Linked DNA regions of Homo sapiens: regions 1 and 3 are each linked to region 2. A link is a loop called in an ENCODE intact Hi-C map of the cell type or tissue named here. Cell type or tissue: HCT116. All regions are shown on one strand.

Region 1 (8,000 bases), 760 kb before region 2:
AAATTGAGAGCAGTTCATGAGAGTATCTTCACGAGAGGCTTTTCCATTCCTGTTATTGTCTAATCGGGTCTCATTTGAGTTTTAAGAAAACGGGGGACTGAAGAATGTGAACTTGACCAGGTGAAGGAGGAAAGGGAAAAGGAGCAAGTATTTCTGAGGCTTCATGTGTGTTGGGGTCTGTGCTTGGTGCTTTCTGTGCATTTTTTATTGCTGAATTTTTCTTTTCTTTTCTTTTTTTTTTTTTTCTTTTGAGACTGAGTCTTGCTCTGTCGCCAGGCTGGAGTGCAGTGGTGCGATCTTGGCTCACTGCAACCTCTGCCTCCCGGGTTAAAGCAATTCTCCTGCCTCAGCCTCCCAAGTAGCTGAGACTATAGGCATGTGCCACCACACTCCGCTAAGTTTTGTATTTTTAGTAGAGACAGGGTTTCAGCATATTGGCCAGGATGGTCATGATCTCTTCACCTCGTGATCTTCCCACCTCAGCCTCCCAAAGTGCTGGGATTACAGGCGTGAGCCACCGCGCCCGGCCTATTCTTGAATTTTTCACAGCAACACTATGGCAAAGGCATTACTATCTGCCCTCTGTAGGTGGAGAACTGTGAGTTAGGTGCCATCTCCATCTTACAGATGAGGAAACTGAGTCTCAGAGGTTGCGTGAGTTGCCCCAGGTCCCGCAGCTGTGACTGCTAGACTGGGTGGAGAAGCGAGGTCTGTTAGACCCCAGAGCTCATTCTCTTTCCGCTGCACCAGGCTTCAAAGGACCTCTGAACAGGCAATTAGTTTGGCTTCAGACCATCAGAGAGGCATGTGACAGTTCATGACCCCCTCAGTGGCAGCATTCCAAAAAGCACACAGAAAATCGCTAAGTTAAGGCTGCTTAAAGGGGATGTGGAAGGCTGGTGGGAGGCAGTCTCCCCCTTTTCCAGAAGATGTCAGCCACCTGTGCTGCCTGAAGCTCTGCGACTTCCTCCTCTCCTCCCCACCTGGGCTGTGGGCATCAGCTGGGCCTCTTGCATTGCTGCGTTCTGAGCGTGGCACTCTGGGAGGTCTAGTTTGTAGTCCCGGCTCCGACACTTGCCAACTAGGCTTGGACAAGTTACTTCATCTCTCTGAGCCTGCACTTCTTGGTCTGGAGGATGAACGTGATGAGACTCCCTGCCCTGCCCTGCCACCTCACAGGGTCTCTGTGAGGTTCAAATGACTTGTGATGGCAACACAGACAGTGTGCGTGGTTACTGTCATTTTTCCTTAGTCTAAGGGCACAGAATGGAAAGGTTCTCATTTTCCTCCTCCAATGAGAATTGGCACCCCAACAGCAGGCCCTGGGCCCTCGGCTGTGATGGAGGGGTGTCTCGGGGTAGCAGAACTAAGGTGAGGTTGCAAGGCTTCAAGTGTTGTTCTGCCTCTTCCATTTCCCCTGTCCTCTTCCTCTGTTCATCTCCCTCTCACCCCACTGTACTTCTCCATCCACTCTCTCCTGGAGCAGCCGTGTGCCCCCGTGGCCTCCGCCTGCCCTTGCTGGGCTCAGCCTGTCTCCCTTGGGCTCCAGGTCCATCTCTCCTCAGTTCCACCTGGACGTCTTCAACTCAGCATTTCCCAGAATGGGTGTATTCTCTCTCCTTGCCTCCACCGCAGCACTCCAAATTGGTCTCCCTGCCCAACTTCCCCATCTCTACCTTCTCATCTCCAGGGGTGGAGAGCTTGGACATTTCTTTTCCTAGTGATAATTTACATACTTGAACCCACTTAATCCTCCTCACAACAACACTATGAAGTCAGCATTATCATCATCCCTATTCTGCATATTAGGAAACTGAGGTGTGAAAAAGTTAAGTAACTTACCTGGGTCGCACAGCTAGGAAGCTGGGATTGAAACCAGGGCTGCCTGACCCCCGAGTTGGTGCCCTTACCCACTAAGCCATGCTGCCCGTGCCATCCACTTCATGGACAGGGCACTGTCTTTTTTTTTTTTTTTCTTGAGACGGAATCTTGCTCTTGTCACCCCAGACTGGAGTGCAATGGCGCGATCCCGGCTCACTGCAAAAGTTTCGACTCCCGGATTCAAGCGATTCTCTTGCCTCAGCCTCTCAAGTAGCTGGGATTACAGGCGCCCACCACCATGCTTGGCCAATTTTTTGTATTTTTACAACCCTCATGGTCAACATCAGCCATCGCCCATAACTATTCTTTGCCCAGTGCACATTTGTCTTTTGTCCCTAGTTGTACTTTGCTCCTTGAGGGTTACAATGGTGCCCTGGCCTTTGGGGTTCTTCCCATAGTGCTGGGCAGAGTTCATCTTTCCTCCTCTCCCTCCCATCTTGTTTCTCCTTTCCTCTTCCTCCTCTCCATCTTTTGAGACAATCTTCTTCTCATACTGACTGTCTCATCTGTCCCAAAGTTGGCGTTTGAGGTCAACTGCCCTCCCTGTCAATACCCCACTGGCGCACAAACTCAGGAGTAGTGCTGCGGTCACAGTGAAGGAGAAGACAGGAAACCTGAAAACCTGGCAGGATTCTGGGGCAGACACCAAGCCATCTTCATCTTTCAGTGTGCTCAGCACATGGCTGGTATTAAATTGAATTGACTTACCACTGGGCATTATGAAATTACACAATGAAGTATATTCATTGTGATGAGCCTGAGTCATCAAGAAAAGGTTATGTTATATGTTGCCAGGGAGGTGTATAATCTATTTCAGGAAAATTTATTTCCCAATTAGGCAAATTAAATACATTTTCTCCACTTGAAAAAAATTGGCTTAAAGCGATCTGGAAAATCCATTTATGTGCAACACTGTTTTCTGACAATGGCAGGTGGAGGAGGTGGCCTCTATATTGAGTATCCTTTGCTTATCTGTCTTTATATAAATGCATCCTTGGTTGTTTCACATGTGTGTTGACTCCCTGAATGGTCCTGAGGCTTCCCATGACAGAGGTGACAGTTTCTAGTGTCCCCTCCTTGCATGAGGCTTTGCATGCACCAAAGGCCCTTATCAAATGCTCATTGTCTGGCTGACCCTGCTTCCTCCTTCTTGACCCCTTGGGCTGGGATCTAGTGAGCTTTTGAAACTGCCTGGATGAGCCGTGTCTCTTGTCTTTTTCATTCTTTCTGCTGTTCACTCCCCTGCACCTCCTCCTTCCACACTGCCACTTCCACTTTGGCTGTCTGTGCACATTTGTGTGCATGTGAGGTGGCAAATGTCTGTCCCCACCACTGCCTCTTGGATTTGTGACATCCATCCTCTCTCTGTAATGCCCAGCTCAGAGCTGGCTGAGTACCCACTCAGGTATTTCCTCATGAACTATTCCACATGAGGTAAACATCTCTGAGTTCATCTGTGATCAGGTGACCAGCTGTCTCCGTTTGCCCACGACTGAGGGGTTTCCTGGAATTCAGGACTTGCAATTCTAAAACTGGGACAGTCCAGTTTGCCTGGCACAGTTGGTAACCTTATCTGTGGACATGCCCTTGGGTGCCTTTTCCTTGTGGGCAGCCCTAAAACAAGTTTTCTGTGTCATTAGTGTCCCTAGAATCCCCTCAGATGGCTGAGGTGGGACCCAGGCATCAGTGTTCTTAAAAGGCTGCCCACATGCTTCTAATGAACACCAAAGGCTGAGGAATCATTGCTGCCAAAGTAAAACCATGGTGTCAGGGGGTTTTCTTGACTCATCCCTTCCCCTGCTGATAGATGTTTTCTGGGTCACAGTGAAAGTGAAAGTGTCCTGACCATGTCCTATGTGACTGCATCTGCACCCACCCTGGGGCTCTGGAGACTTGGAGGGTGTGGTCCTGGGATTCCTGGGACCTCATCTGGCACCGACACAGCCCAGGTGTCACCCTGGTTCCTGGGCGTTCATCCTCGCTGGCTCTGGAGCCTTGTCTCCGCCAGGAGTTTCTGGTTTCCAGCATGCCATGGCCTCGGGTGACCAGAAGCCAGCTACACTGCCTCCTGGCCTGTGGTTCCCTTCCAGGAAGCTCTCCACCTTCAGTGCATACTTGGAGGACCACAGCTACAACGTGGAGCAGATATGGAGGGATATTGAGGACGTCATCATCAAGACCCTCATCTCGGCCCACCCCATCATCAGGCATAACTACCACACCTGCTTCCCCAACCACACACTCAACAGCGCCTGCTTTGAGATCCTGGGCTTTGACATTTTGTTGGACCACAAACTCAAACCCTGGCTGCTGGAGGTAGGGAAGTTTGGGCGAGGGGCGAAAACGAACTCCTGTTATTGGGGCCAGCCCGCTTCAAGGATTCCGCCCTCCTGGCTCACCTAAATTGTTTCAACTTCCCAGGCCACTTCCTCCCATGGTGCCTGCTGCCTGGGGCTTCTCTCTTAGCTGAGAAGTGGCCACCAGAGGGGGGTAGACAGCTGGGAATTAGAGAATTCCTTTGCCTTCTTGAGGTCCTCTTAGACAAGGAAGTGCTGATCTTAGGCACAGAGTGATTCTAAAGACAGCTCGATCTTTTGTAAGAGTTGTCTCCCAGAAAGGGGCGTTTTTCATCAAAGCTGGGTTGGCAACGTTCAGTATCAGACAGGAGCGGCGGTGCCCCACTCTTAGGGTCCTGGATTACTCAGTTCACACACACCAGCAGAGAGCGTCCTGGGGCCTGCTGCCACCGAAATGGATGGGGGGCCATGTAGTGAGTTTCCTGCCTCCCCTAGACCCATACGGCAGTGTGAGGAGGAGGAGAAGCTTTCCTGGTGACTGCCTCTCTTCCTGATAGAATTGTCCTCAGGAGCCCTCTCATGTGGCCCTTCAGGGAGCAAAGGGTGCTAGTGCCAGGTGCAGTGACACAGGTCAGACTCTGGGGTGGAGAACCCGAGATTACAGGTCAGATTCCTGCAGCTTTGCCCTTCTTCCATTCCCAGCCCTTGTAGGTGTGGTGGGAAGAGGGATGTGCCTGTTTGCAGCCCTTACCCAAAGAGCAGAATGAGCCATCAGGACCAAGCCCTTCAAAAACTTCTAGAAATCTGCAAATGTCACATGGTGCCTCCAAACAATACAGACTTTTCAGTGGGCGGGAATGAGTCCTCTCCTTCCTCCCACATGTCTCCCCTCCACCCTGGCCAGGCTCCTGAATGCCACTCCTCTCTACCTCCTATGTCCAAGCCTGTCCCTTTGGGAAGTACCCCTTCCATCCTGCTCTCTGGATGCCCAGTGCATATGAGAGAACACATGCACCCCAGATGGAGTGGAACACACACACCAAAGAGAGGGTAACCCTGATGCTCCCAAAGAAGAAAGGCCTGAGATAAAAGCTGGTTTAACTAGAGGGAGTTCTGCTGCCTCCTTTTTTCACTGTGGCTCTAGTCCAGATGCTCTCTCCCCTCCCTTTCATCTTGGTAGTGAGGGCCCTGAGGTGGGCTTTGGTAGTGCCCTGGAGGTGGCACCTCGGCCTCACTCTCTGCTTTCATTCTGGACGGCTTTGTCACCAGCTGCCAATCTTGCCCTCACAGGTCAACCACTCTCCAAGCTTCTCCACCGACTCTCGGTTGGATAAAGAGGTGAAAGATGGTCTGCTGTATGACACCTTAGTCCTGATCAACCTGGAAAGCTGTGACAAGAAGAAAGTCTTGGAGGAGGAGAGACAACGGGGGCAGTTCCTGCAGCAGTGTTGTTCTCGGGAGATGAGGTACATTCGCACTCCCCAGCCTTGCGGGGCTCTCTCTCTGACTCCCCTGCTCCCAATAAGAATGATCTGTCCTGGGCCGGGTGCAGTGGCTCACACCTGTAATCCCAGCACTTTGGGAGGCTGAGGCAGGCAGATCACCTGAGGTCAGGAGTTCGAGACCAGGCTGGCCAACATGGTGAAACCCCGTCTCTACTAAAAATACAAAAAAATTAGCCGGGTATGGTGGCGCATGCTTATAATCCCAGCTACTCAGGAGACTGAGGCAGGAGAATTGCTTGAACTTGGGAGACAGAGGTTGCAGTGAGCCGAGATCACACCATTGCACTTCAGCCTGGGTGACAGAGCAAGACTCCGTCTCAAAATAAATAAATAAAAGAATGGTCTGTCTTCCTCCAAATTATGACTCGACAGCCTACTAGTTATGTGGCCTTTCTGTCACTTCTCTGAGCCTCAGTGATCTTTCTATGAAATGGAGCTATGATACATAAGGTTGTTGGGCGAATGAAATGAGATAATGCATATAAAAGGCTTAGCATAGTGCCTGGCACTATAATATATATCGAAGGCTATTACAATCTTGCCTGGAGTTGGAGGGGGTCATTTTAACAAACGATAATCCCATTTGGAAAATGAGTTTATATTGGCAGAATGTAGCAGTTTGAATAGTTTTACTCTGAATATTCCTTTGTTCCTAGAAATAGGAGATTAAGTTACAGATATATAGCTATATATAATGGATAGAAATTAATTAATACTAAGTGAAGCTTTAGGAATTACCAGTATAAAAACAAGACCATTCCTTTTTTTTTTTTTTACTATAAAGAAAGATGTGTCTGTCCTTCTCCATGTTCCCCTGTTGCCAGGAGCTAACGTCTCCTGCTTCCTGTTGGGCAGCACTTGCCTTGTAACTGGTATTTCCATTCTGAAGAGTGATTCTAGTGTCTGGAGACTCTGAGCCTAGTCAAGGGGATCCTTTGTTGCTTTTCAGACCCCACTACAGCCCCCTGCACTCCTCATGGGCAGAACCAGTCTAATCCTTTGGGGTTGAGTTTCTGGAACTGATGCCATAAATAGCATTTATGTTTGGATGGCACAGTGTTTCTCAGGCACTTGCACTGTCTTCCCTGTAAGGAGCGGGTAGGTAGGTAGGGTGGAGTGCTGTGTGGCCTTGTTCTGAAAGCTAAGGAAATCAAGACTGCAGAAAGGGAACTGACTTCTACAAGGTCACCCTGCTGGTAAATGACAGCTCTGGACCCAGAGCCCAGTGAGTCTGCCGCCTGGGATTCCAGGATGCCTTCCACCATGCCCTGCCATCTCTAAACTCCTCGAGAAGGAGGCAGTGTCCTGTTGAGGAGCAGCTGTCAGGTTAAGGGCCTTCTCCGAATCAGTCTCCTCATTATTTGGCCCTGGATATTTCTGTGGCTCTGGGTTTCCCTGCTGTAAAAGGGGGCTTATCATTTCTCCCTGTCTGACCCCCACTTCCCCCAGGGGGCTGTGAGGAAGAATGAGATCATTGCAGCTCGTAAACGGTCATCAAGGTCATCCAGGAAGCCCTCAAATTCGGCAAAAGTGCAAGTTGCCACTCTCTAGAAAAGGGTAATCAGGGCTGTGAATGGGAAGGTGGCGACAGTCTGCCTAGTCAGAGCTAAGCCGAGTAGAAAATGGGTTTTACTTGGAACAGGACAGAATTTGGTGAGTTGTTAGAAAGACTGTGCTAACCAGCTTTTAGTGCATTATGACATTGGCTGTCCCAGGAGGGCTAGAATCTCCTTTCAGGGAAACAGTCATGCATTTATTTAGCAAATCCTGATTGACCGCCATTATGTGCAAGGCCTCCATCTGGCCCTAGACGACCTCCAGCTTGGACATATCCCTTCCAGGCTTTGTCCCAAGAAAACCTGACAGCAGCCCCATGTTCTGCTTCCCAACAGGATTGAGGAAGCCAAGGGTTTCCGGGCCGTGCAGTTAAAGAAAACTGAAACGTATGAGAAGGAAAACTGTGGAGGGTTCCGACTGATTTATCCCAGTCTGAATTCGGAGAAGTATGAGAAGTTTTTCCAGGACAACAACTCCCTCTTCCAGAATACTGTTGCTTCCAGGGCTCGGGAGGAGTATGCCCGGTAGGAAGACATCCGGGATGAGGTCGGTGGAGGGGTTCTGGGGATTGTGTGTGATCTATTGGCTGACTGGCCTGGAGTGGCAGGGAGAGTCCCCAGCCATGAAAGTTGCCAGAGCAACCAGGCGCCGTGGCTCACGCCTGTAGTCCTAGCACTTTAGGAGGCCAAGGCAGGTGGATGGCATGAGCCCAGGAGTTCAAGACCAGACTGGGCAACATGGCGAAACCCCATCTCTACAA
Region 2 (8,000 bases):
TGTGCAGTAAGTGGCGTGATCTCGGCTCACTGCAAGCTCCACCTCCCGGGTTCACACCATTCTCCTGCTTCAGCCTCCTGAGTAGCTGGGACTACAGGCACCCACCACCACACCAAGCTAATTTTTTGTATTTTTAGTAGAGACGGGGTTTCACCATGTTAGCCAGGATGGTCTCGATCTCCTGACCTCGTGATCCGCCCACCTCAGCCTCCCAAAGTGCTGGGATTACAGGTGTGAGCCACCATCCCCGGCCAATAGAAATTTCTTGAGCTCCTTAAAAACATACATCCCTCTATCATTACATCATTTTATACATTAGGAAACAGGCTCAAAGTTTCAAGTGACACGCCGGAGGTCTCTCACACAGCTAGGGAGTGGCAGGGCCAAGATCTAAAACCATGTGAATAGTTCCAGAGGCCATGCTGTTTCTATGGCACTGTACTGGACTGCCTGGGGCACTAAGGAATGCCTCCTGCAGATTTCTGGGACCCAAAAGGGAGTGGGGTAACGCCAGGTTTTGGGGAGCCAGAAGCATATACAATTTGGTGAACCCTCTTGAAGGAAAACTTTACACAAACACACACAAAACTATAAATGCAAAACAAGATGCAGGGCTCTGGATGGCTGTGCAAAGGAGGATGCCTGAGGTGTAAGCTTCACAAGCTTCCCGTCTCTGCCTCTGAGGAACTCAGTTTCCTGCCAAGAAAAACTGGGGAAGCGCCAGTCGGGAGGCAACGCCTAAACTGGAGCCTTGGCCTGGGATGCTCTTTCTTTATGGATTACAGGACCCCTGGTTAGGGAGCTTGGGACAGGGGGTGCTCAGCCCAAGGATGGGGACTGGAAGAGGCTCCCAAGAAATGTTTGTCATTTCCAGTGATTTAGTAACAAAGAGAAACAAAGCTTCTGCCTTGGAGGAGTCTCAGTGGGTAAGGAGGTACACTCAGATCCTGTCATCTTTGTCCTGCCGCAGTGACAGGCCCTCACGCCCATGTACCCTGTACATAACCCCAAGGCCTCACGAAGGAGCGCCTGCTCTCTGAGAAAAGCTACAATATTTGGGTCTATCAAAAGGGAATTTTTTTGTTTGTTTCTTTGTGTGTGTGTGTGTGTGTGTGTGTGTGTGTGTGTGTGTGTTTTGAGATGGAGTCTCACTCTGTCGCCCAGGCTGGAGTGCAGTGGCGTGATCTTGGCTCACTGCAACCTCTGCCTCCTGGGTTCAAGCAATTCTCCTGCCTCAGCCTCCCGAGTAGCTGGGATTATAGGCGTGCGCCACCATTACCGGCTAATTTTTTTTGTATTTTCAGTAAAGACGGGGTTTCACCATATTGGCCAGGCTGGTCTCGAACTCTTCACCTTGTGATCCTCCCACCTTAGCCTCCCAAAGTGCTAGGATTGCAGGCGTGAGCCACTGTGCCTGGCCTAAAAGGGAAGATTTAAAAAAAAAATTTTTTTTTTTTAGACAGAGTCTCACTGTGATGCCCAGGCTGGAGTGCAGTGGCGCAATCTTGGCTCACTGCAACCTCTGCCTCCCGGGTTGAAGCGATTCTCCTGCCTCACCCTCCCAATTAGCTGGAATTACAATGTGTGCCACCATGCCTGGCTGATTTTTGTACTTTTACTAGAGACAGGGTTTCGCCATGTTGGCCAGGCTGGTCTGGAACTCCTGACCTCAGGTGATCCACCCGCCTCGGCCTCCCAAAGTGCTGGGATTACAGGCATGAGCCACCGTGCCCAGCCTTAAAAAAAAAAAAAAAGGGAGGAAGTAGGGGAGAAGGTAGATGCTGATTTTTGGAGTTTCATTTCTTTTATGCAGGGCATGACCCCATGCCATAAAATAACAGTGCAACAAGATAAGAACCCCCAGGGCCTCTCTTCCTAACTCTTTTCACAGGGAATCCAATCCTATACCCAGAAAGTGAAGTGAACTTTCAAGAGCTCTGAGTTTTGAGAGTCCCTGCTTTTGACAACCTGATCATCCTAGACCAGACTGTTCTTATCCAGTTTCAAAGATTTTGCCCAGGGATGACAAAGCATGTGGACCACTGGGTTGAAGCATCAAAGAATCAGAGCTGAGGGCTCTCCATGCTGAGGGAGAGTTCTGACTTGAGGGCTATCAGTGGGAAGGGACCTGGAAGGTGGAGATGTTGCAGGATGCCTTCGGAGAGGGAAGAGGCTTGGCAAGGAGAAGGGGCGGAGGGGAGGATTGTGCCACTGATTTGCCTCCTGGTTTTTCCTCTCATCTTGTAGTGTGATTCTGGAGAGTGACCCCCAGCAAGTGATCCAGAAGGTGAATTTTAGGGTAAGAGTCTTCCTGGACACCTCCTCTTTTAGGCTGCCCTTCCTGTCCTCCCTGGGAATAGGGCTGCTAGGGCCTAGATGGTAGAAGCCCAAGCTCCTCTAGCAGAAGCCAACCACTGGGCTGACACACTTGTTAGGGGTGAGATGAGCAGCAGTTTCTGGGTGGGATGCCAGTTAATGGAAGAAATCTTCCTGTCCTCTCCCCGGCTAGGAGCACAAGTACCTCACCTCTTTCCTGGTAGGAAGTATAGACTGGGGAAATAAATACATCTTCAAAGAGGCACTAGGTGGCTGCCTTGGCCTTGAGGTTGGGGGTCAGGGGTATGGATAGAACCTCCCTGCCTTGTTTGGCTTTCTCATGTCTGGATGAAACCTTTCTTCCCATCTTTCTTCCCATCTTCCCTCACCCTCCACGCACCATAGCACAATCCCAGAGGTCCTGGCTTCCAAATGACAGGCTGCAGGACTTCTATTAACCAGTGACACAGGTGCAGCTCTGAATCACCCTAACCACTGCACCACCTCACCCATACCCCCAAGCCCCTTTCCTTCACCTCCCTGACCCAGGACCCTCATGCTGGCCCTACCCCACCCCTTGACTCTGCTTCCTTACAGGCAGATGATGGCGGCTTGACTGAACAGAGTGTGGCCCAGGTAGGCCCCCCTGCATCTGCCTTGGCTAGAAATGGTCTAGAGAGATACGGGGAGCAGAGCATCCTAGAGCATCCTAGGGGGACCCAGTGAAGTTATCAAGTCTGAAAAATCAGGGGTGAGAAGGGAAGGGATGAGGCAGTGACAGGTCATATCTTGGAAAGACTCACTGGAGGCCTCCGGGCTCTCCAACTCAGGGGAGCTGGGTACTAATGGATGGATGGGCATGTTACCATCAGCCCACCTCATCTCCTGGCTTGGTTTAGTTGGATTGAAACTAGGATGAGCTGCCTACCTTGGAGATGGCTGGGTCACTTGTGCACCCCAAAAATCTGGGAACTCAGGCCTCTGATGCGCCCTCTACCGAAACCTGGAAAGGGTACCAAATAGGAGTTTGGCTCTTAACCCCTGTCCTTGCCACTTAGGGTGCACACTGGGATTGTTAAGGGACTCTCAAACCCATGATAGGATCTGACTTTCCCCACTCATCACTTGTCACCTTACCCCTGAGTGACCTGGCTATGGAAGAACCTGCCACAACCCTGCATGGTCTTATCTGGAGGTGCTTGCAGAGCGTAAGGCCAGGGGGAGGTTCCTGGCTCTGAAGCCTGATCAGTTCCCCAGCTGCACAAACTTCCTGCTAGTTCAGGACGACTGTCTTGACCTCTCTTCTGTCCACCTGCAGGTCTCTCTGCTCAGACTAATCCTGCTTGTATGGAACTTCCCGCCCTGGCGCTAACTCCTCGTGCTGTGGTGGCCCTACCGAGATGAGCCTGTGCTGTCTCGTGTGGAGTCCCAGGTGTGGCGCCCATTTTCCTGCACTGCCCTTAGCGCTCACTCTGCTTCGCCCTCCCCTCTGATTCCCCATGTTTCCTCATACCATGCTGGAATGAATGCAGCTGCAAGGCAATTTTTAGAGTGGAAAGAGGGTAGGGAGTAATAAGCAGAGCAGATAAGAACACAGGTGCTCATGGGAGTCATCCCAGGGTACGTGTTCTACCTTACCACCTAAAGCTGGGTGACCTAGGGCAAGTTACTCAACCTCTCTGGGCCTCACATAATAACAGGACCCTCTTCATGGAGTTATGAGAATTCAATGAGCCAATGCGTGACAAGCTCTTAGTAGGGCTCCAAGCCAGTTAACACATGCTGAATAACCATCAGTATTTCTCCAAAGGGAGAAAGAATGAAAACATAGCATTTTTGATGGAATTCTTGAGTAAAAACAAAGGAAGCTACAGGTAGCCAATGGGGGATAAAATGAGGACAAAGTTAGATTCTGGCTAGGAGAATCAGGGGAACCCTAAGCCACTGTCCCCAAGAGAGGAGGGAGACTGTGCAGGAGGAGGAGACACAGCGTTCCCTCCTTCTCTAGAGGGGAATAAGGCTGAGTGGCTGGAGGGACAATCTGAGGGACACACCTGAGTCCTGTCCCCCTCTCCTGCTTTGGTATTGTGCATGCACGTGTGCACTTATATGGATTTGTGTAAGCACTGGGCTGAGACTTTCCACCAGGCATCCCACCGCAGGGTCTGGCTGGCCACCCTTTGCCAGCTATGCCACATCAGCAGTGGGTTGCGGTGGGGTGTTGAGGACACATTGCCAGCCATGGCCAGAGCTAGGGGTTTGCTGAGGCGTCTGAGCACAGGGAGTGTCAGGCCTGGGCCCCGTCTCCGCCTGGACGTGGCACTGTGGGCGGGAACTCTCATGGCATGACAGCGGGGAGACAGGCTGCTGCCACACCCACGCTGCAGATGCAGGAGCCAGAGGTCTGGGCAGGCTTGGGCCTGAGGTGGGAGCTGGCTGCAGCCGGTTTGGTCTGCGCTTTCTGACTTGGAGGGTTGGCCGCGTTTAAGCCAAGTGGAGACAAGCTGCTGCCACCTAGTGACCGGTGGTTGCAGGGGCGCTTCGGCAAGGTGGGCTGTGGACCTCCCCATGACTGTGTATGGAGGCATTTGACATTCTCAATTCTCTCTCAACCTCCCCCACCCCACCCCAGGTTCTTCAGTCTGCCAAGGAACAAATTAAATGGTCGTTATTGAAATGAAGGCTGTGGATTCAAGGCTCCCTGCCCCCCAGATCATTTCCCCAATCCTGGCAAAAGCCCAAAGATCCCAGGGTCAGGAGAGACCCCTCTGTATCCCCAGGTCCCTCCCAGAACTGACTCCTAAGGTCTCCAGCCAGGGCTTCTGAGATGCAAAGGTTTGGCCTCAGGAGAGTCACCTTTTCTCACGGCCCTGGCCTTAACTCATATCTTAGGCATTCCTGGCCCCAGGGCCCTAATAAACCTGCTTTTGTCTTCTGCCAAGGGTCTCCTTCTCTCTTGGCCTAGGAAGTGTGTGTGTGTGTGTGTGTTCATATAAGGGCTCCTGCACTTTCTGTGGCTCATCGTGGGGATATCCAGTACCAGGGTGGGGCGTGTCCCTGTGGTTGTGTGATTGGGCAGAGATGTGGGACAAGGGAAAGGGGACTATTTAACACCATGAGGGGGTGCGACGCTGATACCACGGAGCCCCATGTGTGGCGCATACTGCCAGGTAGGGGAGAGCAAAATATGGTACCCCTATTTTGCAATGCAGTACATACATGGTAGCTCCGCTGGGGATTCCTTGAGTCATTTTTTCCATTCCCAAACTCCAGAAGGGAAGAGAGGTAAGGCTTCCTCTGAACAAACCGAGAAACAGCATGGCTATTTTTCTTGGCATGCCTGGAACCGTGGAATTCCTATCCTGGCATACATCCTGGGCACTACAGCTCTCTGCAAGCTTGCGGGTGGTGGGGGCGAGGAAGCATCGCCAGCCCCCACCGTGCACATGTGTCCTGAGCACCCTGTGCGCTGCAGAGGGTGTGAAGAATTGCAGGTCCGGAGGGACAGGAGGGTGAAAGGGTGTCGCAGGGACAAACGGGAAGGGTGGAGATTGTATAGCCTTTCTGGGCGACACGACTTCCCTTCTCTGTCGCCGTCCCAGAACCTGTTTTCTCCTTTCCACTCTCTGACGCGTACACTTTCTGCGTCCCTGTAAATGCGTCCCTGAGCTTGTCTAGCGTTGCGTCCCGGGACAGCTCGTTTCCCTCGATCCTTTGCGGACTGCAGCTGGTGGCTCACGTTCCACCCCGGCTCCACCCCGGCCCCGCCCCTGGAGTGCGCTGAGCACTGCGGGAAGCCCCGCCCCAGGAAAGCCCCGCCCCAGGAAAGCATCCGCGATCCTATGGTGCCACCTGCAGGGACCGGCAGGAAACGCGCTCCCGCCGGACCGACCTGCTGACTAACTCCGCCCCCAGGGCGGACCCGACTCCGGCTCCTGAGAGTTACTGGTTGGTTTCCGACGCCGGCGACAGGACGTTGCCCTAGCAACCTGCACGCGTGACCCACCCTGCTAGTGCTGCGCCAGCGTGGGCACAGGAATTTCAGCGAAGGAGGGAAAGTGGCGAGCCGTGGACCTTAATAGAAGTTGTCCCTGCGGCTTTCAAGTCCTACATTATAAAACTGTTTAAGATTGGACATTTATAACGGGCTTGACTACTTCTGCAATTAGAGAAAATGATATAGTTATGTAAACATTTACATTGTAAGCGCTGAGTACGTAACCCGTCCCAGTAAATAATGCAAAATGGCAACTCTTGGAAGGGGAGAAAAAAAAAGAGTATTCGGTTAAATTCCGTGGAGTTCAGGGGCTAGTATGGCGACAAGAAAGGAGACATTTTCCAGAAATATTTTGGCAAATATGCGGCCACACCCAGGGCTTGGCTTCCTCCACCACCCTTAAGCGACCGCAAGGAGGGACGGGCAAATGCGCTTCTTAGCAACGCGGTCGCGCCCGCCTCGGCCCTGCTATTCCAATGTAGCAGGGACGGGAATGTAAAGGGACAGGCAGGAGGCTGGGCCCTTCACACAAACTGGCTCACCGAATCCTGTGAATTACGCGATGCTCTCCCCATTTTACGGAAGGGAACACTGAGCCTCAGGTTGACGTGTTTGGTGTAGTTTTCGCAGGGCGGGGCTCCGGATGGGGAACTGCTGGGGACAAGTGGCTTTCTCGCGCATCCCTGCCCTAGGCCCATCCGAACCCCTGGCCCACACAGTAACCGTACTAGGTTAAAAGGAAGGGGCTGAGGGGGCATGGCAATGCCGAGAGGCGACCGGAAAGGTGTCCTCGCCCGCGATGGCTGAGGGATTGTGGGGAGCGGCGCGGCTGCGAAGCAGCCGACGGACCCACGCCGCGGCGGAGAGGACAGCGCAGAGCGGGCTGCGCAGCACTGCCAGAGGACCCGGGAGGGCCGGCAAGGAAGGGCGCTGCCCCTTCCAGAGGACCCTGAGTTTGCAGGCCCAGCTTTCCGGGGGCTGAGGCGGAGACCCCGCTGGGGGTGGAGGGCCGCCGGCTGCTGTGCCCCCAGCTCCCACGTGGCGCCCGCAGCTCGGCAGAGCCGCCAGGATGACAAGCCTGGCCTGCCGCCCAGAGTCCTGCCCGCTGGCACCGGCTTCCTCCAGACTGCCTCATTAGCGCTGCCACAGGCCGGAGCCGGCGGGCGCGGAGGGGAGCGCGGAGGACTGGTTTTCGGGAAGGGCGGCCGGCGGTTCCGTGCGGGAGAGCAGCCAGGGCCTGCCTTCCAGTGTCCTGCCATCCCCAGGGCCCCTCTGCATCTTTCTGCATTCCTCCACCCCCTTGCCCTCGTGGGCGACCCTGCGGGCCCCAAGTGTATAAGGGAAGGGGGCCTCAGGGCCTCTTCTTTCCTCCAGCAGAATGGGCACCGGGGCACGTCTGAAACCCAGACCCCAGGAGCCAGGGCCCAGCCAGACGGCACGCACAGAAACACCGGCCCGGGGGCTCTGGCACGGAACAGGACGCCAGCAACAAGCAGAGCCAACTGGGGGCGCAGAGGTAGCGCGGCCTGGCCCTCGGACCCCTTTTATACCACTTAGAGCCCCGCACGCCCCCTGCCTTCCGGCTATTGGCTGGCAGGAAGGCGGGGCTGCTCGGGTTGGCTGGCATTCAGGCGGTGATGGATGGCTCCCCGCTGGCGGGACCGCAGCCGGGCTGGGCGCTTTGCAG
Region 3 (8,000 bases), 850 kb before region 2:
GATTGATGGACAGACTGTTCTCCGGAGCAGGACATAAGGGAAGCGGGGGAAACGGGGAAAGGGGAAGTAAGGATCTGATCTCATTTGGAGATCAGATGCAGCCTGAGCCCATGGGGAGCTCCAGAGCATGAAATACTCCCCTCATGGAGCAAGGGGACAAGCTTTTGCCCTCTTGGAGGAAGATAGTGCCAATTCTGATACGTTTATTTTCTTCTGTTTTTTTTTTTTTATTTTTTATTTTTTTAGAGTTGGGGTCTTTCTCTATTGCCCAGGCTAGAGTGCAGTGGTGCAATCATAGCTCACTGCAGCCTGGAACTCCTGGCCTCAAGCGATCCTCCCACTTTGGCCTCTCAAAGTGTTGGGACTACAGGCGTAAGCCACTGCGCCTGGTCTATTTTGCACTCCCACCAGCCAACTATGAGAATACCTATTTCCCACACAGCCTTGCCACAGAGTGTATGGTTGAGCCTTTGAATTTCTGCCAATGTGATTAATGTAAAATAGTCTCATAGTGTGGTTTTAACTTGCATTTCTCTTCTAAGTGAAGTTCAGCATATTTTCACATATGTAAAGGCCATTTGTAGCCCTTTTTTGTGTGAGTAAACCATCACCTAATGCCTTTTGCCCACTTTTCTAACAGGAAAGGATTATTTTTAAAAAACATGCTGCATTAATTAAAGGTACATGGTAATCTGCTATAACAAAGAGGCACCAGAATCCAGGGGCTTAGGTAAGATAGATCCGAAAGAAGATCATTTATTTTTCATGTAGCAGTAAGAGGTGAGCAGCCCGGGGTTTTCAGAGTGACTCTGCCATCCTCAACATGTGGCTTCCATCTCTGTGGCTAAGGTGGCTACACCAGGTGTTACCACTTCTCAATCAGCAGGAAGGAGAAAAATGAAGAGCAAGCAACTTTCTTCCTTCTAAGCATGGGATCTAGAAGTTGCACAGCTCCCTACTGCTCACCTTCCATTGGCCAGAACTTAGTTTCATGGCCACAACTAGTTGCAAGGAGGGCTATTAAATCCAGTCTTTGGCTGGGCCACCATGTATCCTACAAAAGCTTAAGGATGGGCTTTCCATTACTCTTTTTTTTTTTTTTTTTTTTTTTGAGATGGAGTCTCACTCTCTGTCGCCCAGGCTGGAGTGCAATGGCGCGATCTCTGGTCACTGCAACCTCCGCCTCCCGGGTTCAAGCGATTATCCTGCCTCAGCCTCCTGAATAGCTGGGATTACAGGCATGTGCCACCACACCCAGCTAATTTTTGTATTTTTAGTAGAGATGGGGTTTCACCATGTTGGCCAGGCTGGTCTCGAACTCCTGACCTCAGGTGATCTGCCTGCCTCGGCCTTCCAAAGAGCTTGGATTACAGGCATGAGCCACTGTACCCAGCATTTTTTTTTTTTTTTAAAGACAGGGTCTCTCTCTGTTGTTGCCCAGGCTGGAGTGTAATGGCATAATCATAGTTTACTGCAGCCCCAAAGCCCTGGGCTCAAGTGGTCCTCCTGCCTTGGCCTCCCAAAGTGCTGGGATTACAGGCGTGAGTCACCTCACCCAGCCAGTGCATCATTAAGTGACTTTCTCAAGGTCTCGCAGCCAGTTGATGGTGAAGACAGGATTCCTGTCCAGGAAGGAAACTCGAGTGAAGCAGGAATTGTTAGGGAGATAGGAGAGCCACAGGTGTTCTGGAAGCTCTCCTGGCTCCTCTTAGCATGCTCTGCTCCCTTGTCTCACCTGTACTCCCACCTGAAAGTTCCCCACCCACCCTGGCCTCATCATCTCAGCACTAATGTCTTCAGCTGAGACCACCTGAGAGGCAGGTACTGTGTCTCAGTGTCTGAGATCCTGGTCCTGGATATGCCTGATTCTCTGAATGGCTGGGTCAGGCCTCCCTCTTGTTTGGCACAGAGTTCTGGTCAGAGCATCACGTCCTGTTTTGTTTGGTTTGGTGTTCTTGAGGAGTTTATTTGGTCACACCCAGGGTGAGAGGGCCCTTCACCTGTAAGATGTCGGGCCTCTTGGTGGTGACACGTGGCTTGTTGCTGGCCACAGAGGACCCAGTGAGGCAGCAGGAACTCAACCTTGGAGTCATGGAGCTGTGTGACTGCTGGCCAGTTGCACTTGCTGGCTGCAGTCTCCTCCACCTTCATGATCTGGATGAAGTGGGCCCAGGTGCGGTGCTGGGTGCCCGCGTCTCGGTCTGCAGAAAACGGGAGAGGGCAGGGTGACTGCAATCACTGGGATCTGGGCATTTGACAAACCTCATATCAAGTACCTGGCACATTCTGTCAGGCACAGCAATTGCTTGGGAGCTCCCACTTGGGATTAACTGGGGGACTGGGTGACCATGAGTGGCGTAGAACCTCCAAAGTCACTTTGAGGGGCCCAACCACAGCCCCTCAAAGGCGACAAGATCTTCCTGTTTGTTCCTCTGTTTAAACCACTGCTGCAAGAAAAAGAGTCTTAAGTTTAAGTGCGACATGTCCTACTTTTGTTTTGTTTTTTTGTTTTATATATTTTATTTTTTGCTTTTTAGTTTTTATTTTTTGAGACGGAGTCTCACTCTGTCGCCCAGGCTGGAGTGCAATAATAGCATGTGATCTCGGCTCACTGCAACCTTCGCCTCCCAGGTTCAAGCTATTCTCCTGCCTCAGCATCCTGAGTAGCTGGTATTTCAGGTGCCCATCAGCACACTGGGCTATTTTTTTTTTTTAATTTTTTTTTTTGAGATGGAGTCTTGCTCTGTGGCACAGGCTGGAGTGCAGTGGCGCAATCTCGGCTCACTGCAAGCTCTGCCTCCCGGGTTCACACCATTCTCCTGCCTCAGCCTCCTCAGTAGCTGGGATTACAGGTACTCGCCACCACACCTGGCTAATTTTTTTTGTATTTTTTAGTAGAGACGGGGTTTCATCGTGTTAGCCAGGATGGTCTCGATCTCCTGACCTCATGATCCACCCGCCTCGGCCTCCCAAAGTGCTGAGATTACAGGCGTGAGCCACCGCGCCTGGCCTATTTTTTGGATTTTTATTAGAGATGGGGTTTTGTCATGTTGGCCAGGCTGGTATCAAACTCCTGACCTCAGGTGATCTGCCCGCCTCACCCTCCCCAAGTGCTGGCATAAGCCACCGCACCCGGCTTTGTTTTATTTTTGAGACGGAGTCTCTCTCTCTCTCTCACCCAGGCTGGAGTGCAGTGGTGCGATCATGGCTCACTGCAGCCTTCACGTCCTGGGTTCAAGTGGTCTTCACACCTCAGCCTCTCAAGTAGCTGGGACTACAGGCTCATGCCACCATGACCTGCTAATGTTTGTTTTTTTTTTGTAAAGATGCAGTCTCGCTATGTTGCCCAGGCTGGTCTTGAACTCCTGGCCTCAAGTGATCCTCCTGCCTTGGCCTCCCAAAGTGCTGGGATTACAGGCATGAACCACTGGGCATGGCCTGTTTTCTGTTTTTTTTTTTAAGAGACAGGGTCTCACTATGTTGCCCAGGTTGGAGTGCAATGGCTATTCACAGGTGTGATCATAGCTCACTGCAGCCTCAAACTCCTGAGCTCAAGCAGTCCTTCCATCTCAGCCTCCCGAGTAGCTGGGAGTACAGGTGAGCACCACCACACCTGGCTCACTTCCTGTTTTTTGAGTGGGAGTTTCACTATCTGGTCCCACCTGCCTCTCTAGCTGGGTCTTGACTGTTCGGTACTATGCATGCTCCAGCTTTGCCACACCTCTTGCTGGCCCTCAACAAGCCTGCATTTCTACACTGCCATTCCTTCTGCCCCGAATGCCTTTCCTCCCCAGCACTACATGGCAAACTTCTACACATCCTTCAAGGCCCATCTTGAATGCCACCTTCCCTGTGATGACCTCCCCTATTGCCCCAGACTTATTTCCTTGCCTTCAGTGCTCCCATAGAACTTGGTGCACATCTACTCCAGTAGTCATTGCACAGAACAGTAATCATTTGTTTATGTGTTTGCAGTCACTGCTACAACATGGTGACCTCCTGGAGAACAGGGACGTGTGGTGTTTCTCTTTGTATTTGTCTTTTGTTCCCAGAACAGGTAAGTACACGGTGCCGGGTATAGGTAGGTACTCGCTCAATAAATGTGAATGAGTGAACGAGTGGTGGGGTTGATCTTATCCTGAAAGAGGGAGCTCCCCACCTGCACTTTCCTGTAGCAATCTCTAGAGGGCAGTCTCACACCATGCTTGTCTTCTCTAGCCTCCGCCCAAGTTGCTTTTTTTCTACCATAGACAGCTCAGATAGATATGGGTGGGTGGATAGATGGATGGAAGGATGGACAGATGGACGAATGAACGAACGGATGGATGGATGGGTGGATGAATAGATAGATAGGGTGGGCATGGTTCACATGGGCTCTGGAGTTGACAAGCTCTGGGACCAGGGAATCCAACCAAGTCAGCCTAAGCACTGGAGGGACTGCTGGCCCATCCCTTAGACACAATGGCTTAGGAGCTAGGGCTTATTATTGAAACCTGGAAAAAAGTTATTGTTTTCAAAATAAAAAAGACAGTTGCAAAATGGCATTGGATAAATATTGAAATAAATGGCTACAAAACAAAATCTCAACCAACTGCAACTCAACTCAGTTTGTATATATAGTTTATGTATAAACCACATTTCAGGCAGGGCATGGTGGCTCACGCCTGTAATCCCAGCACTTTGGGAGGCTGAGGTGAGCGGATCACCAGAGGTCAGGAGTTTGAGACCAGACTGACCAACATGGGGAAACCCCATCTCTAATAAAAATACAAAAATTAGCCAGGCGTGGTGGCACTCCAGCCTGGGCGACAAGAGCGAAACTCCATCTCAAAAAGAAAAAAAAAATTCTGTGGGATGTCAGTGCATTTTAATATTTTTGACATGATGTGGGCACTCCTTAAAGTGTCAAGGGCCCTTGACTTCTTGGAAAGGCCCTGCAAGGAGCAAGCAGAATGGAACCCAATACTCCCCACCAGAGGGCTCAGGACTCTGTTCATTATAAGTCCCAGTGCTGAGTCTGAGGCTGCAGGTCCAGTCCCTCTTCCTGCTGAGGGCTCTGGAGCCAAGCCCACGAAGATAACATTCAGTAACACAGGCTGCCCTCAACCACAGTCTTTCCTAATCTCAAGGTAAGATGGGAGAGGGGTGGTGGTATTTCATTTACTTAAGCTCCTACATGGGGGAGATACTGAATAGGAAGAGGCTGTCTCCTGGGACTGCTGGCTCGGGGGTGGAATGGACAGGAGACAAGAACAGAACCAAGTGTCGTGTACGCATGCCTGTAGTCCTGGCTACTCAGGAGGCTGAAGGTGGGAGGATCACTTAAGCCTGGGAGATTGAGGCTGCAGTGAGCCGAGATTGCACCACTGTACTCCAGCCTAGGTGACAGAATGAGAGCCTGTCTCCAGAAAAAAAAAAAAGTCAAGATTCAAGGGCATCTGATGTCAAACCTAGTGCTCTTAATCACTACATCATAATCATACCCTCTTTCAGAGTGACCTGCCCAATTTCACAAAGCTGTTAATCAGGTGGCAGGGAAGAACACGTATTGAGTGCTTACAATCAGCGTGTGTCAGGCGCTGCTCTAAATGCTCTACCCATTTTAACTCATCTAGCTGTAGCAGAGACTATAATTGTCAATGCCATTTTACAAATGGGGAAACCAAAGCCAAGAGCGGTTGAGTGACTTGTCTAAAGTTGCCACCAGACAGTCTAGTTCCAGAGTCTGGGCTCTTCACCATGATGACCTACTAGCCTGTCTACTTTATGGAGGGACAAGGTTTGGGGTTGTCAAAACTCGGGGTCAAAAATGACAGGACAAATGGAATAGAGGATGGGCAGGATGGATGCAGGGGTATGTGAGGTATGTGAAAGAGGTGAAACATGAAGGAGAACCCAACCACAGATGTTCACAGATGTTCTCTGCTGTTTCCTCAGTAGGAACTCAATGCTGAGTTCCTATCGAAACTACTGACAGCATATCTCCCCAAATATCATTTCCTTAAAAGGCATTTTGTCAGTGTCCTTTTTTTTTTTTTTTAAGAAATGGCGTCTCACTTTGTTGCACAGGCTGGAGTGCAGTGGTGTGATCTTGGCTCACTGCAACCTCAGCCTCCCAGGTTCAAGCAATTCTCCTGTCTCAGCTTCCTGAGTAGCTGAGATTACAAGCACTTGCCACCACACCCAGCGAATTATTGTATTTTTAATAGAGCTGGGGTTTCACCATGTTGGCCAGGCTGGCCTCGAACTCCTGACCTCAAGTGATCTGCCCGCCTTGGCCTCCCAAAGTGCTGGGATTACAGGCCATGCTCAGCCTGTCAAAGTGTCTTACTTAGCAAATACAGCTGCTTTGCAAACAGGGGTTCCTTTTTCCCTTGTGACTAGGGCCACTGTTCTGCCAGAATGGCTATCTAGTCCTCCAGATAGGGTTAGGAGCCACTTTGTTGAGAAGGATATGAGCAAGATGGCTGTGCAGGGGGAATGACTGGTGTGGACTTCATCAGAGATTGAATTAAGTGATGGAAAGGGAACGTTCCATGGCTCTCGTCCCTAATAGAAATCTATTCAGGGTCTTTGGCATCAGCACTAGGTTTCCTGACTCAAAGGGAAGTCATAAGGACAGGTTTACAGAGGTAGAATGATCCCATTTGGAGAAAGGAGAACTGGAAAGAGACACAGAGCATCTGTAATTAAGTGCAAGAGCTCTGAAGTTGGACTGCCTGAATTAAAATCCCAACTCTGTAGGCAGGGCATGGTGGCTCACACCTGTAATCCCAGCACTTTGGGAGGCTGAGGCTGGCAGATCGCTTGAGCCCAGGAGTTTGAGACCAGCCTGGGCAACATGGTGAAACCCCGTCTCTACAAAAAATACAAAAATTCTGGCAGAGCGCGGTGGCTCATGTCTATAATCCCAGCATTTTGGGAGGCCGAGGTGGGTGAGACCAGCCTGGCCAACAAGGTGAAACCCTGACTCTGTCTCAAAAAAAAACAACAACCAAAAAACACAAAAATTCACTGGCCATGGTGGTGCACACCTATAGTCTCAGCCACTCAGGAGGCTGAGGTGGGAAGATTGCTTTAGCCCACAAAGTAGAGGCTGCAGTGAGCTGAGATCATGCCACTGCACTCCAGCCTGGGCAACAAAGCAGGACTCTGTCTCAAAAAAATAAAAAAATCCCAACCCTGTATGACCATGCGTGATTTACTCAACCTCTCTCCGTGACCCATCTGTGAAATGGATTTATTCATAACTTTGTTAATTATCACATATTAACGATTAATGTTTTGTTGTGGGGGTTAAAATCATCAAATATGAAGTGCTTAACACAGTGCTTACCATATAAGCACTCAATGCCTACTTTTTTTTTGTGAGACGGAGTCTGGCTCTGTTGCCCAGGCTGGAGTGCAGTGGCGCGATCTCGGCTTACTGCAAGCTCCGCCTCCCGAGTTCACGCCATTCTCCTGCCTCAGCCTCCGGAGTAGCTGGGACTACAGGCGCCCGCCACCATGCCCAGCTAATTTTTGTATTTTTAGTAGAGATGGGGTTTCACCATGTTAGCCAGGATGGCCTCGATCTCCTGACCTTGTGATCCACCCGCCTCGGCCTCCCAAAGTGCTGGGATTACAGGCGTGAGCCACTGCGCCCAGCCTATTTTTTTTTTTTTTTTTTTTTTATTGAGATGGAGTTTTGCTCTTGTTGCCCAGGCTGGAGTGCAGTGAGTGGTGCGATCTTGGCTCACTGCAACCTCTGCCTCCTGGGTTCAAGCGATTCTCCTGCCTCAGCCTCCCGAGTAGCTGGAATTACAGGTGCGCGCCACCGCACCCGGCTAATTTTGTATTTTTAGTAGAGACGGGGTTTCACCAGGTTGGCCAGACTGGTCTCGAATTCTGACCACAGGTGATCCACCCATCTCAGCCTCCCAAAGTGCTGGGATTACAGGCATGAGCCACCGCGCCCGGCCCAATACCTACTATTTTATCCAAATTAAAAGGAGATGTTA

What was found. Peaks named below come from ENCODE experiments on the same cell type or tissue, not always from the same donor. Only the 100,000 strongest peaks of a DNase experiment are listed, where the experiment ranks them.
Region 1: it touches region 2 in a loop (4-fold over the local background); 3 of 110 quality-filtered maps call a loop at or near these places.
Region 3: a loop joins it to region 2, with 12 times the contacts of the local background. A loop is called at or near these places in 6 of 110 quality-filtered maps.

Annotation. Positions count from the first base shown.
Region 1 is chr17:48,787,575-48,795,574 of GRCh38, reverse strand. It overlaps TTLL6 (tubulin tyrosine ligase like 6), which reads left to right. Exons shown (of 16, transcript NM_001130918.3): 9 at 3,972-4,197; 10 at 5,469-5,644; 11 at 7,576-7,764. Among named protein-coding and RNA genes, the nearest start is that of TTLL6, 26 kb to the left of the region's middle. In HCT116, a CTCF peak has its summit at 4,361 (motif pointing right); a DNase peak (open chromatin) is centred at 4,364; H3K4me3 peaks cover 124 bases.
Region 2 is chr17:48,023,424-48,031,423 of GRCh38, reverse strand. It overlaps COPZ2 (coat protein complex I subunit zeta 2), which reads left to right. Exons shown (of 9, transcript NM_016429.4): 7 at 2,248-2,299; 8 at 2,914-2,952; 9 at 4,949-5,257. The coding sequence ends at 4,996. Among named protein-coding and RNA genes, the nearest start is that of MIR10226, 5.5 kb to the left of the region's middle. RefSeq lists silencers at 3,431-3,697, 6,922-7,051 and enhancers at 4,081-4,637, 4,638-5,196. In HCT116, CTCF peaks have their summits at 4,855 (motif pointing left) and 6,166 (motif pointing left); DNase peaks (open chromatin) are centred at 4,773, 6,243, 6,763, 7,923 and 3 weaker places; H3K4me3 peaks cover 3,618 bases; H3K27ac peaks cover 3,349 bases.
Region 3 is chr17:48,875,321-48,883,320 of GRCh38, reverse strand. LOC105371814 (a long non-coding RNA gene) reads left to right here. Exons shown (of 4, transcript NR_135674.1): 3 at 3,976-4,057. It overlaps LOC124900395 (small nucleolar RNA SNORA68), which reads right to left and starts at 2,481; the gene lies at 2,354-2,481. RefSeq lists an enhancer at 4,130-4,229. In HCT116, CTCF peaks have their summits at 4,181 (motif pointing right) and 4,970 (motif pointing right); DNase peaks (open chromatin) are centred at 4,200 and 4,970.